Regions from separate parts of the Mus musculus genome. Here region 1 is linked to region 2. Evidence: chromatin loops called from intact Hi-C (ENCODE). Cell type or tissue: left cerebral cortex. All regions are shown on one strand. Each heading gives the region's core, and the rest is flanking DNA. Links, peaks and the distances in the headings are about the cores only.

What was found. A loop is a pair of places that touch in the nucleus more often than their neighbours do. Peaks named below come from ENCODE experiments on the same cell type or tissue, not always from the same donor. Only the 100,000 strongest peaks of a DNase experiment are listed, where the experiment ranks them.
Region 1: it touches region 2 in a loop (2.9-fold over the local background); 1 of 42 quality-filtered maps calls a loop at or near these places.

The regions. Positions count from the first base shown.
Region 1 is chr11:113,218,403-113,225,930 of GRCm38, forward strand. Gm39505 (a long non-coding RNA gene) reads right to left here and starts at 878. Exons shown (of 3, transcript XR_880299.2): 1 at 736-878; 2 at 1-45. In left cerebral cortex, for the core only: no CTCF peak of the experiment used is centred there; DNase peaks (open chromatin) are centred at 3,107 and 3,486; H3K27ac peaks cover 184 bases.
Region 2 is chr11:113,287,557-113,295,084 of GRCm38, forward strand. The region is part of intron 7 of Slc39a11 (solute carrier family 39 (metal ion transporter), member 11); the gene reads right to left. Among named protein-coding and RNA genes, the nearest start is that of Gm51927, 18 kb to the right of the region's middle. In left cerebral cortex, for the core only: a CTCF peak has its summit at 4,645; DNase peaks (open chromatin) are centred at 4,719 and 4,979; H3K27ac peaks cover 310 bases.

The sequences.
Region 1 (7,528 bases), core at 2,075-4,574, 70 kb before region 2:
AGACTTGACTGAAGTCATCTTGGTCCATGGGGCCCAGCTACTTATCTGCAGAGGATCAGTAAATAGCTCCCATGTATCAGGCCATATAAGATAAGAGACTTAATCTAAGTTTTGCCCAAATTCCTGATCTGTGTATTTGCCACATACGGTATTTGTGGTTTTGAGCCATTGAGTTTTTGATGACTCCTTCACACAACAGTGTATAGTTGCTGTCTAAGGGCTTTTTCTCTCCTTTGGGATAGCCTCAGCTATCATTGATTACTTTGTTGAAGTTTATTGGAAGATGAGCCCCAGGATCAAGATCAAGGTGAAATTAAAGTACCTGAGGTCCCAATGGATCAGCAAACCTCAGTTCTGAAGTTCATCTTCCTTGGGACTTCTTCATAACCCATGATCTCACTTTCTAAACCAGGTTCCATTAAGCTTTGTGTCACATGTGACACAAAGCATCGTTGACTAACCGTCAGTCAGGTTGCCTGCATTAGGCTAAAACATGGGGTTCCTGGTCTACAATGGCATTGCCCCTGCTAGATTATCTTGGAGATGTCACCCAACTTTTCTAGAGCTCTTCTCCCATATTGAACTAGAAAAGAATATTTTCTTTTCCATCCTTAATTTACAAGATGTTTCACACACTGGTGGATTTTTTAATAGACTCACAGAAACACAAGGTACCACTGGGATCCATGCATGGATGATTCTGCCCTCCTGAACTTAGACTATAAGAGAACTTACAGCATCCTTTGACGGTTTCATGCAAGCTTCACGTCCATGGTTTGAGGTGATGGGTACTGCTGCAGCCTTTCTGTGTAGATATACAGTCAGGTCAGGCGTGTTGAGTACTCAGTCATAAAATAATTGATTCATACAATGGTAGTAAAGTTGGAACTCGAACCTGTATCATCTCATGTTGGTTCCGTTATCAGTCACACAATCTCGTTACCACCCTGCTACAGAGAGAAGACCCAGCTTTTTGGCAAGGGGGTTTCTGGCCTCATGGAAACCTTTGAAGGAGCTGCTCTAAGAAACAGCAGCTCTGACCTCCCATTGACTCCCAACTTTCATTTCCGGATGATGCTAGGATATTTTCCCCTCTCTTGTCTGTCGAACTCTACTTCTAACCCAGTCTCCACATCTAAGTGTTCTGCTCTGCTTTTTTGTTACTGGTGTGTGTGTGTGCGTGTGCGTGTGCGTGCGCGTGCGCGTGCGCGTGCGCGTGCGTGTGCGTGTGTGTGTGTGTGCGTGTGTGTGTGTGTGCATGCTTGTGTGTGTGGTGTGTGTGTGTGTGTGGTGTGTGTGCGTGCGTGTGTGTGTGTGTGTGCGTGTGTGTGTGCATGCGTGTGTGTGTGTGTGTGTGCGCGCGCGCGTGCACGCGTGTGTGTGCGTGCATGTGTGTGCGCGTGCGTGTGCGCGTGCGTGTGCGTGTGCATGTGCGCGTGTGTGTGTGTGTGTGTGTGTGTGTGCGTGCAGCTCAAGTGCATGAGCATGTGTGAGTGTGTGAAGCCAACAGTCAGCCTCGGATATTTATCTTTGAGCACCATCCACCCTGACTTTGAGACAGGGTCTCTCCCTTGCCTGAACCTGACTGAGATTTGGTTGGCTGGTCAGTGAGTTCTGGGACTCCATCTTTCTTTCTCTCTCTCCTCAATGCTGGGATTATAAGTGCATGCTGCTGTACCTGGCTTTTCTACAGAGGCTTCAGGTCTCAAACCCGGGTCCTTATGCTTGTAAGTCAAGCTCTTTACTGACTGAACTTTTCTTCAAAGTCATCTTCCCAGCTGCAGACAGCAGAACCTTCGGACTGTTACATTCCTCTGGATCTGTGTTCCAGTCACCCCAGCCTGGAGACCCAGGGCCACTTCCCCTCTGCTCTTGGCAACACACCATGGCACACTGTATCAATGGACCTTGCATCCGCTGGCCTTGGTGTCATTACCTTGCCTACTCTGTCTTTTGTCATTTTCTTTTGTCCAGACCACTGGCATCTGCTTCTAAGTAGTTTCCCCACTGCCATCTCTTCTCACTTTCCCAGGTACCTTCCAATGGGAGATCAGAGCTGCTGTCTCTTAGAGCAGCTCCTTCAAAGGTCCCCACAAGGCTCCACACATCTTAACCCAAGAATAGCCCAGAGCTTACTAAGAATTGTGAATCATTTGCCCATGCTTCTCACCATCCCCGTCCATCTTTTCCTTCAGAGCCCCTGTAAAACATCCCCTCTGCCTGGAGGAGAGGCTACCTTCGGGAATCTTCCTTAGTGATTACCCACCTTTTAATCTTGTCATTTCTTCTGTCCCCAGCTATTTAATGTGTGTCCTAACCACGTAGTATAGCTGGGCTTACCTTACTCACTGAAATTTGGTTCTGATATGTTTTCTTTACCCCATTGTAATCTGAGAGCATGGCCACACCCTCCTTGTTTTGATAGCCATTCCCAGGACCTGGCTAAGCAGCTAGCTCAGTGGAGGTGTCCAATCACCATGCATGGAATGTGTTGGTGTGACTGGAGTTCAGGGTTGGGCAAGGAGGGTGTTCTAGAGGCCATATGTCCAATTCCATCTTCTTCTGACTTCCCTGTCTACAGAATGACACAGGTCAAGCAAGGTCCTAACGAGTCCCCTGTTGGTTGTGGGGCATATAACTAATCCCAAAATACACTTGAACAACTTCATGAAAGCACTTTTCAAATAGCTTTATGACAGATCCAGGCCCACAAGGTTGGGGGCCAATGGCTGAAGATTTATTGAATCACAACATGACCTTGGGGACAATGGGCATTGTGTTTCCTAACACAATGAGGGAACCAGGCCACCAAATCCACCCCCCCCCCCATGTGAAAGACCAGCCGTCAGGCTCCATGTAACCTCAACTGGCCAAAGACCTCTCCTTGGGCTGTGCATGGGCTGCTGGTCAGGTCCACAGGCTCAGAGAGAGGAGCTGGAAAGTCCCAAATGTGTGGTCACCAGGGCAGGTTGGGGAGGAAGGGGGTGGGAGAGAAGAGAGGAATTGTCAGGACGCGGTGATTTAGTGTCTGTCTCTTTTCTGCCTCCCTGCCTGCCTCCCTCCCATCACGGCCTCCCGCACAAGGAACTATTGAGCTGGGACAGAACAAACGCTCCCTTATGCGGCTCCACGGAGTCTCTTGGGTTGTCCGAGACAGCTGCCTGTAGCACGCTACGGTTACTCATTACCCAGGTTCCCAGGCAGGAAAAGGAGGGAGCTTAATAGACCGAACTAAACCCCCAGCTCAAATACTCTGGCCATAAATAAATAAATAAGTCAGGTGTACCAGGGGGGAAGAGGAGGCCACTGCGCAGGAGGGGGTGGGGAGGGCTCAGCAAGTGAATGAGTGGGGAAAAAAAAAAAACCCAAGCACTTCTAAAGGAGAAGATGAGGGAGGAAAACTCCCATCCGAGAAAGCACAGAGAGGCGTTTGTGCTTGCTGCTGCCTGCAGAGTGGACTAGAGTCTCAGAAGGCCATGCGGGGAGCAGGCAGACAGCTAGGACTTTGAGGGCATTGGGGAGAAAGGCCTATTTATCCAGCTGTTGTGCCCCAACTTTTGGAAGCGTGGCTCGCTTCTTGAAAGTTACAAGGAGTGATTGTAGAAGTGATGATGGACGGGTCATGTCTTGCCTTCCTTCTCACTCACAAAACACAGTCTTGCCCACAGCTGACCCAGCTCCCATAAAACAGATGAGGACAGTAGGGATGGGTGTATAGGCAGAGGAGTGGGGGACTGCTGGCATGAAGCCAGGTTATACATGTCAGAGACAGACAGACAGACAGACAGACAGACAGACAGACAGACAGACACACACACACACACACACACACACACACACACACACAGAGTCTCATGCAGCCAGCTGGCCGTGAACTCACTAAGTAGCCAAGAATGACCTTGAGCTATGCTCCAGACTCCGTGGCCCCCATATCTAAAGTAATCCACATGAAAAGATCTGAAGCTGAATCTTCACATCTGTACCCCACAAGGAGACAGTGGGTCTGAAGATACTTTTAGTTGTCACATCATGATGGTACTGGCCTTGAAGGATAGAGGCTAGGATACTGTATCTTACAGTGCACAGGACAGCACCTTGTAAGACAGAACGGACTGGACCCAAATGTCATGGTTAATAAGACAGAGATGCCTTGCCTCGGAGCTGTGTCTTAGAAGGCATGGGGGCCAGGTATGAGGCCACACCCCTTTCTAGTTAGGCGGATGGAGATCAGGCCTTACGGTTTCCTCAATCTGTTCATGCCTCAGGTGAGCCAGGAAGGGAGATGAGGGCAATGCTGTTCCAGTCACACCAGTTGTGGGGGGTGGGGTGGGGAGGACAATGTGCATATGTTTGATCTTGCCAGGTGGGGTGTGTTGTAGTTATGTGTTTGCATGTGATGCTATGCAAGTATTTGGCATAGTATGTGCACATGTGCGATATATATGTGTGTGTGTGTGTATGTGTGTGTGTGTGTGTATGTGTATATATATATTTTTGTACACTATATGGGGATGTGCATGTGTGATCTGTACCTATATGTTATATATGTATTGTTTGTAGATGTTCACAGATGCTATTTGTATGTTGTGTGGGTATACATGTGTGTGACATGTGCTCAGATGTTATGCATGCATTGTGTGTAATGTGCGTGTATGTGATTGTGCCTGTATGCTATAAGTATATTGTGTGTGGATGGCAAGGATTTGTGCATTGTATGTGATCATTCATGTTATGTGTACATTGTGTGTAAAGTACATATATGTGACCTGTTCATGAATGCTATGTGTGCATTGTGTGTTGGTTCACATATGTATGATCTATGCATTATGTTATATGTGCATTGTGTGTGGTGTGTGCATGCATGTGGACGTACATGGATGTCTATGCAGTATGTGCATGTATATATGTAGTACATGCATGCATGGCTGCAATAGATGGCCAATGGCACAGCAAGATAACCAGGAGAGACTATCCCATAGCAGCTGGTAGATGAGGACCTCTTTAGCAGACAGGATACTATCTGGAGAGACTTCAAGAATAGGCTGTCTTAATTACTCAGGAGCTGTGACCTTGGACAAGGCATTTAACTTCTGAAGACCCCAGTTGTCTTTCTATAAATGCATTATAGGAGTGCCTACTTTGTGGGTTACAAGAATCAACACATTTTTATAAACTGCCATGGCATAGAACAAGCACTCACCAGAGAGTTCTCCAGATTGTAGGAGGCAGTTCTTCCTGAAGGCTAACCTACCACCTGTTTAAATTTCTGCCATTTAAGGACAGTCATTCTTCATGAGTCTACCCCCATAGTGTCCTGTTGAGTTCAGCTACCTTTCTGTGCCCATGTCTGAACTACATACTCCAGCAGCCCCTAGTTCTTTTGACCCAGAAAGGGAGGAGAGAGTGAGCTTGTTATCAATTCACTGCTTTCCACAGGGCCTGGGGACCCCAAGCCTTCCCTGATGACTCCAGTAGACTGCCTGCCTTGTGCCTACAGCTGGCTCCTTCCTTCCTAGGTCCCTCAGATGCCTGCCAATGTTATTGCCACCATAAAACAATGACAGGCACTCAATCAGCCTGCCCTGGCCTTCACAACCAGTTTGTCAGAGCCACCCCTCCCTTCCTCCTTGTTAGCTCTCCACTTGCTTATCTGCTGCTGGAGACAGAAGTCTCGAGTTTAATTGTAGCAAATAAATTATTGATCTCCAAAGCCAGCTCCTCCCATGCACACGACAATCCCTTCCATTCACAGCACTGGGGCAGGACTGCCATCTGGGCAGACCCCGAGTCGGCAACAAAGGGAGCACCCATGTTGGAGTCTGCATTCTATCCACACCCAGAGGGACTTGAAGCAGGCAAGTAAAATCCCTCTTTTGCCTGCCAAGAAGCAGCTCCCACTCTCTGTCCTTGACATCAGCAAAGGTCTTGACAACAGCGTGACCACTCTGGGTCCTTGGGAGCTGAGCAGTGAGTGGTATGTAGCTGCTACCTAACTCACGGCATCTTATGAGCAGTTAAGGCTGGCAAGACACATGCTGGAGCAATGTGGAGTTAGTGAAGGATCGTGGATCCGCGCCCTCTCCCATCTCTGGCCGTACAATTGCATCATCGCTGTTACATGGGGTAACCCTTGTAACACATCCACATATTGACTCTTGGTACTCTTGGGTACCAGGCACTGCTTTAAGCACGCTCTCTCAGTGACCATCCTACAAACAGGGAAGCCAAAGTTCAGAGCGTTGAAATTATGAGGCCCCTGAGGAACAGCGAGTCTAGAATTTGAATTCAGCACACGTCTACAGCTTGTTTATTCAAGACAGTACCTAATGTCTGGTCTCAAACTTGCTATAGAGGCTGATACCCACAAACTTAAGGATCCTCCTGCCTCCACCTTCCAAGTGCAAGGATTACAGGCACGTAATGCCTAGTTTAGAGGAGACTGAACCCAGAACTTTGTTCGGGTTGTTCAAACACTCTGTCAACTGAGCTATACACCCCCGTCCTGCAATGTCAGATCTTGGAGATGACCAGTCTGGAGGTTCTTAAGTATTCCTCTCCAGTCCCTCATCCCCTTCCCTGGAAGGGGAAATCACACCCGGTTTGTTTCATTAGTCTTTTTAATGTACTGGCGATTTATCTTCCTGAATAACATGTCGCCCAGTTAGAGATTTGAACGTTGTCTAAGTGACCTCATATCGCCTACAGCTTGCATTCTCTTCCCCAACAACAGGGATCTACTTCCTTACAATTTCCTCTGTGCCCTTCTGATGTAGAGCCTTTGCTCCACCACAGCACTCCTGGGTAAGTTCAAACTGTTCTCGTTTACATTCAAGAATAAAGTCTTTGTGAAATGTTGCAGAGTTTACAAAACCATCCTCGCCCATCATCCGGCTCTAACACAGATCTGCACTCTCTTCTTTTTCTAACAATCTGGATGTCTGTTAAAATGAGACCCGTGTTCAACACAGGGTTCTGGGCATTTCTGAGAAGCCTGGAGGGAAGCTTGGGCACCAAGCTTCTTGTTGCTTGTGTGTCCTATGGATTAACAGGACAGTACTCTAACGAGGCCATGAGTGAGCACTGGGGGCTGAGAGGTAGCTGGTGGTGGTATGGGTGGTTTATTTTCCAGCATGAGGACATGAGTTCAAATTCTCAGCACTCACAGAAAAAGCTGGGCTGGCTGTAAACCCGCAGTGCTATGGGGAAGAGACCAGAGGATGGCTGGGGCTTAATAGCTGCCAGCCTAGCTCCAGGTTCCGTGGGAGACTTTACCTTAGTGGACTAAAGTTTAAAAGATAGAATCAGACTCCTGGTCTCCTCTTCTGGCTTCATGTGGTGGATAAGCTCTCTCTCTCTCTCTCTCTCTCTCTCTCTCTCACACACACACACACACACACACACACACACACACACACACACACATACACACACACAGAATGAGCTTTGGAGTCCCTTGTATTAATCACCTATTGGATAACACTGCAAACAAACCGCCCATACACCCCGTGGCTCACAATAGCAGGCATTC
Region 2 (7,528 bases), core at 3,182-5,681:
GCTGCAGGAGAATGGAGTCAGCCATCCTGGGTCACGTCAGCTCTTCACTCAAAGGTAGATCTCACTAACTCTTGAATGCTAAAAAATCAAAACACGATCAGAAGTCAGAGCTGGGGATGAACTCAGTTCACAGAATGCTTGTTAGTATCTGTGAGGCCTGGGCTCTGTCCTTGAGCCTTGGATAAAATAGTCTGGCGGCTCATGCCTGGGATATCAGCTCCTTGGATATAAAGGCAGGAGGATCAGAGGCTCAAGGCTATCCTTGGCTAAGTGGTAAATTCAAGGCCAGCCTGAACTACATTAATTCTTTATCTCAAAATAAAAAAAGTATATATAGTTTAAAGTTTCTAATGAGTTTCTGTTTTTAAAAAAATCAGATTTTTTAATAGAAGGTAAACTAACAGGCAACGTGGTAGGACCACCTGCAGATGGCCTTGGATCCTTCCCTAGTCATACCTGCCCGGGTACAGTAGTTCCCGCCCTGGTACATAGCAGCCCTGTGAGCTCTGAGAGTTGGTTCTGGCTGTTCTTTCCACCGCTGTACTACCAGGTAAGGAGAGGAACTTTCCAGAGTCCTTAGAGGTGACCCTCCCTAAAACACTTCCTTGTTTCTGAAAAGTCCAAGGTCAAGGGATAAGATTTTTGTGTATTTTACTAAACCGCAGAGAGAAAAATAGAAATACACGTTGAACGCGAAAGTTAATACCGTGGTCACATTGAGACACGATCTGCAGCAGGAAGGGGTGCAGTGATGGATGACAGACTCGGTGACACACCACGTGAGGATGAGAGGCCAGTCTGTCAGGAAGGAAGGTGAGGATCCTGGGTGGAGGAGTGAGATAGACCCTGGAGCTGAGCATGGTGGGATATGCCAGCCATAGCAGCATCTGCAGGTGGAGGCAGGAGGATTGCAGACTCTAGGCTAACATAAATTACTTGACAAACCCTCTTAAAAATGTAATAATAATATAAAACAGAGCTAGGTGTAGTAGCTCACACATATAACTTCAGCACTCAAGGGGCTAAGCCAGGAGGACTGCTTGGGTCTGAAGCCAGTTCGGGACACACGGTGAGCAACAGGTGTGCCTGTGTGTGTGCATGTGAGTGTGTACACTATGTGCCCCTGTGTGTGCATGTGTGTGTACTGGGTGTCTGTGTGTATGGAATATGTGTGTATTGTGTGCCTGTGTATGTGCATATATATGTACTGTGTGAATGTGTGTATGCCATGTGCCTGTGTGTGTGTGAGAGAGAGAGAGAATATGTGCATGCTATGTGCCTATGCAGTGTGCATGTGAGTGTGTGTACTGTGTGCCTATGTATGTGAATATGTTTGCACTGTGTGTCTGTGTGTGTATGTGTGCATCTGAGTGTATGCACTGTGTGCCTGTGTGTGTGCATGTGTGTATACTGGGTATCCGTGTATATGTGAATATGTATGCACTGTGTGCCTGTGTGTGTGCACTGTGTGCCCGTGTGTGTATGTGTGCATGCCTGTGTGTATGCATATGTATGTACTGTGTAAATGTGTATGTGCCATGTGCCTGTGTGTGAGAATGTGTGCATGCTGTGTGCCTATGCAGTATGCACGTGAGTATGTGTACTGTGTGCCTATGTGTGTGAATATGAGTGCACTGTGTGTCTGTGTGTGTATGTGTGCATCTGAGTGTGTGCACTGTGTACCTATGTGTGTGAATGGGTACGCACTGTGTACTTTTGAGCTTCCAGAAATGTTTACCCTGTCTCTGCCTCCTATCGCCCTGTAGAAGCACTGAGCCACCGCTGGAGTTTTGTGGGTTCTGCGGACTGAAACTCTGGTCCTTACACCTGAACAGCAAACCCTTTCACACACATCCCCTAAGCCCAGCAGGATGGAGACCATCAAGGCCAGGGAGGCAACTGCTACCATCCAGTCCTTCGTCCTTATCTAGTTGTGCCCTAAGCTCTATTTGCTTACCTTAGGACATGACCAGAGGCAGCACTCCCCCTCCCCCCAGCACCGCACCACCACTATCAAGCCATCACCTGACTTGACACTGTTTTCATTCTGGAACCAAGCTTGGAATTCATATGCACTTGCCTTCTGTCTCCAACGCTGTGGCCTGGGGAGCGGTTGGTGTCTCTATACTGACTGAAAACCTGAGACAGAGAAGGTGATTTTTCCAAAACCAACCTAGTCCTTAGACAATGGAGTCTGGGAACTTGGGTGCAGGACCAGCGACCACTATTATAGGCGGTGGGTAGATTACACTCAGCCACAGGTACCAAAGGAAGACAGATAGGGAATGGGGACAGACACTGTCCCTCCTGGGAGTGTCTCACTTGCCTTGGTGGACTGTACACAAGACTCTTGCTTTTTCTCCTCTTGACAAGTCCTGTTTTGCAGGTAAGGAAACCGTAGCCCAGGGAAGAGGAAGGGCACTAGAACACCAGAAAGCAGAACTGACTGTGGTCACAGGGTGGCTTGCTGAGCCAGCCAGGCAGGGGTATACAGTTTACAGCAGGTCACCTGGTACTGCTGCCTGGCTTCAGAGCAGGGTTCATGCAGCATGTCACCCACCAGGCTGAGGAGTGACAGGGCTGGAGTCATGAGGGGCATCACCAGAATCAGAGTAGTTCCTTACTTTCACTGTTTCTCCCAGTTCCTTTCTCCTCTCCCCACTACAAGGCCTGCAATACGGATGGATGTGTGGCTACGGCCATATGGGGGCCATACTCAGAAGTGAGCACCTCCTACATGCCTGGTCTCTGGCTCCGAGAGTCTGTGAGGGTCTCCTCCTTCTACATTGCTCTGTGTGACAGCAAAGATGTCACACCCTGACAGAGTCCTCTAAATCAAAATCGCAGTGACTTAGGAACCTTTTTCCTAGAATCTACACAGAGAAGAATTGGAAGCAGGGCCTCCGAGACGTGTTTACCCCACACCCTTTCAATGGTGTGAAAAAAAAAAAAGCTCACAAGGGCTGAGGGAATAAAATGACCCAGTTTTTCCCCTAACAGGTGAATAGAGATACAAAGTAGAAACAAAATAAGGTCCATTTCTGAGGGTGACCACGACTCAGCCTTGAAAAGAAAGGAGATCGGCACGGGCTACCTTATGAATGAGTCTCAGGAAGATTATGCTAAGTGACGGGTTCAGATGCAATGGGACAAATTCTTACAGGCATCTCTAAGGCAGTCGACTGGGTAGACAGAGAAGGCAGAAAGCTTGGGTGCCGGGAAGGAGGGGGGAGCTGGTGTTAAATGGGCACAGGGTGTAGCTTGGACAAGACAGCAAGTTCTCAAAATGGGTGGTCATGTCAGCCGTCCAGCGTGTGGTGGTAGCTCACATAAAACGACTGTGGAAGTGAGTGTCCTGTCAGGTATATTTTACTATGAATAAAAGCTAAAGTGACCATGCACACCACAGGCGCGCGTGCACAGCATCACAAGCTGAGGGAACTACCACAGAGGGAAGAAGAAAAGTCATTTTCTTGCCGTTGGAACAGGGCACTTGCACGTCGCTCCGCACTGGATCCTGCACTCCCGACCTTTGGACACACCCCAGCCATCCACCTCAGCTGACTTCCCGAGCTTTGCAGAGGCCGTGTGCTCAGATACAGAAGATCTGGGAGAACTCGCCCCTGCAGAAGGGCAGAGGGCGCAGAGGCTGGGCTCCGTGAGCCCCTCTTTGCCTGCCTTCCTTCTGGAAACCTGGCTCTCACCCTATGTGGTATACCAGGAGCTCATGGGAACAGCTGAGGCCGCCCCCCTCCCCCCGACCCTGACGTGCTATGCACCACGTCAGGGCTAGAGCCTGGATTTGGGGACTTGGAGAAGGACAGGGTAGCCCCTCCCCCTCCCCCACATTCACACTGTAGTCTCTTCCAATATGGATATACCTTCTTTACAGCCTCATTTATCTGTAGGCAGGCGGGGGTCTCATTTATTCCAGCATGGCCTCAGGCTTATCTGAGGTTCAGGAAGACCTTGCATGTGCCACCATGACCAGTTGGTGACATGCTGGGAATCGAACCCAAGGCTTGGAGCAGGCTGCATTAGGGCTCTACCGACTGAGCCATATTCACGGCCACATCTTGTTGGGTTACGGTGTTGTATTGTTTCTTAAAATCACCCTTGCCGGTGTGCTGGCACAAGCCTGTGACTTCAGCACTCTTGAGCGATAGAGACAAGAGTGTCTCGGGTTTGGAGCCAGGCAGGGCTGCACAGTGAAGTCCTATCACAAAGAGGTTGAGGAGACATCGGAGCTAGGCAGAGCGCCGGCCTAGCACCACAACCCAAAGCCTTCTTAGGAGTGCGCCCATCTTCACAGGCAGGATGTGGGCCTCACTCCCCAGAGGCCAGGCCTTCTTAGTCTCCTTGAGGACAACAAGATCCAGCTAAGGCAGCCCGGCTGCCAGAACTGCCTGCAAAGTCTCCACTGGGAAGTCCCAAGCACAGCTGTGTGGCCCGGGCTGGCTACCAGGGCTAAGGGTTTTGTGGGAAATATTCTGAGAAGATTTGGGGCTGGATGGGGGTGGAGTCAGGGGCTCCCTGGTCACGTGGGTCCAGAGTGCCCTTTGCCCCCCAGACCTGGGCTGCAGATACTAGTTGGGATTTGAACACAGGTTTGTGGGTTGAGGTGTTCAGAACTTAGTCCTGCTGACCCCTATTGACTGAAAACTCCAGCTGCAGCCTTGGTTCTTCTGAGCGCCTGTCCAGGCCTGAGGGACCTCTGTCTCCCCTCCCGCAGGCCCGTGGTCATGGCTGCCAAAGCAGGCAGCAGGCCGTGCAGATGGTCTGGGCAAGGGTCTCCACAGGGCTCTGGGTTCTGGGTGGAATTAAAAGCCAATAACCTCTCGGTAGGAATCAGGATGATGAAAGGAACTTCGTCCTTTAAGGACAGACAGGAGGCAAGTGACTGAAGTTGCAAAGAATGCTGTGGTTGAACTTTTTTTTTTTTCTTTCTTCTGTTATTTGTTTTCTGGCACAATCTGTCTCTGTGACTGGGCTGAGGGCTGTGTCCCTGCGACAAAGGCCTCTTTCTTATGACAATTTAATAGCTCCAACACGGGACAGCCCTGACTCTCCCATGGGCCCCACTCTGAAGGTTGCTGAAGGAGGTAGAACACCGGCTGCTTTGCTGCCGTCTGGTTCAAACTGAACTGAGGGAGATCTGGAGGAGAAGGACTGGCCTCCCAAATTTTAACCTCCTCCTCCTCTTCCTCCTCCTTCTCCTCCTCCTCCTCCTCCTCTTCCTCCTCCTCCTCTTCCTCCTCCTCTTCTTCCTCCTCCACCTCCTCTTCCTCCTCCTCCTCCTCCTCCTTCTCCTCCTCCTCCTCCTCTTCCTCCTCCTCCTCCTCCACCTCCTCCTCCTCCTCCTCCTCCTTCTCCTCCTCCTCCTCCTCCTCCTCCTCCTAGCAAAACTGCCAAAGGTCAAGGGGAGCTGATGCGTGGCCGTGGATGGGACATGGATTACGACGTGAATTCCAGGCTCTGTAGTAGGAAGTGGTTTAGAAAGCTAAGCAAGGACCAGGTCAGGGAGGCCTGAGCTGCTGCCTGGGCAGACTCTCCCCGTGAGTTCCTTGGGGCTATTGGAGCAGAGACTTCTCAGGGTTCCTGTGGCCAAAAGTCCATAGTCAAGGTGTCAGCGGGGCCAGGCTCTTCGGTAGCTCTAGGGAGGATCCTTCCTGCCTGTTCCAGCTCCGGGTGGCACCTGAACATTCCGGGAAGGCTTTTATTTGTATCTGTATCAGCTCAAACTCTGTCACACTGTCACAGGGGTGTCTTCCCCCCAGTGTGCCTGTATCGCTACAAACCCCCATTGTGTCTCTCTAACCTCCTCAATCCTCCCCACCCCGCTTATCTCATAAGCATTCCCAGTCATAGAGGACTTGGGACCCATTCTAGTCCAATAAGTCCAATAACTGAATGAGGCAGGGCCCACTGCCATGGAAGAACCTCCGCAGCGCTGGCAGTTAAGACATCACCCCCACCCCCAATCACCTCCATTCTGGAACTTTCTAGGACAAGTGACCCCTGCTCTGTATCTCTGTCTTTCTCAGTGACCTTGCCCATCTGTCCACCTCTCCCACTAGGTGGGTCCAGGCAAGCAGTTCACGACTTAGGTGCCACCAGATCATCTTGGTCCCACCTCTCTGGGGTGTCCCTTCCCTTGCTCCCACTCCCTTCCTCCCTTTCTCTATCCTTCCCTTCCTCCTTTCACCTCCTCTTCCTCCCTCTGTTCTGTATATTCTTCCTTACCCACCACTCAGGGGAGCCATTAAGGGCTATGGTTCTCACCATAGCGGCAAGCACCTATAGACACACTCAAAGCCTTCCTCAACATTAGCATCTGCTTCCTGTAGGACTGGCCGCGTAGACTGATTCTCACTGACGTGATTTTTGTACATTGTTGTCTCCCGGCCTCCCCAGGGAGATAGAAGATGCTCTTGACAGTTGAGCCGGGATTTCAACAGAGGACATCCAAAGTACTCATGATGGGGGTTGACATACTGCCCCCACGGAAGCTGACCCCAGTTCCCTACCACTTTGGAGGACTCTTTCTAAGTCTTTAGGTTACAACAGATGTGTTATCTTGAAAGGCAAAGAAGGGTAGTGGTTAGAGGCACAGGCTCCGTAGTTGGGCTGTTTGGGGTCAAAACCTACATCTGCCCTGAGCAGTCCAACCTACATTTTACATCTGCAAAGTGAGTATATCATCTTCTCTCACACAAAAGGCTGGAAGGCAAAGATGGGATACAAGGTGTCCTGTGTCCAGACACAAGGTCTCCACGTGGAAGGAGCTCAGGAAATGTTAGCTTTGTGAGTTTGGGAATCTGGTGGACAGAACTTAAATGCCCTTACTTGCTAAAGAATGGCCACACCTCTGCCTTGGGTCAGCAGCCCCCACCAAGCAATCATTAGAAACAGACTGGTGACACATGATCTTATTCAGTACTACACAGGCACTGATGTCCCAAAGCTACCTCAGCTTGCCACGCAGAATCTATGGGAATGCAGACCACCCTCCCTACAGGAGGGCCGCTTCAGTGGTCTGTCCTGGAAGACAATAGCTTCCTTCCCTGAAGTATCTGCACACCAGCTGCCGGGGAAGATGGATAGAGCCGTGGAGTAGACAGGGAGCCGTATCACTTTTGAGTGCCTGGGAAAGCCACATAGAAAGCACATTGGCTCCCAGAGGGCTCTGTGGGCCTGCCCCTCCCCTGGCTGCTCCAGGCTAACAGAGCCCATGTTGTGAATCTATGGCTCCTGCTGCCAAGATGTCCGGCCCCTGTCGCCAGGGACATGGGTGGGGGCGGCTGAAGCAACAGTGGAGGAAGAAGGGGTGAGCATAAAGAGCCCCTTGTGCTGCTGATGGGGGGAGGGAGAAGCGGCTGCTAGCTGCTTAGGGCAAACAGGGTGGGGGTGGGGGTCTCGGTAGCCTCCTTGTTTTGAGACAGTGAGGTGAGATCAGAGGGGTCTGGAATCTAGTCCAGGTAATAAGGGAAGCAAAAGAAAGACTCTCTGGGCACAGGGCTGTCTCTTC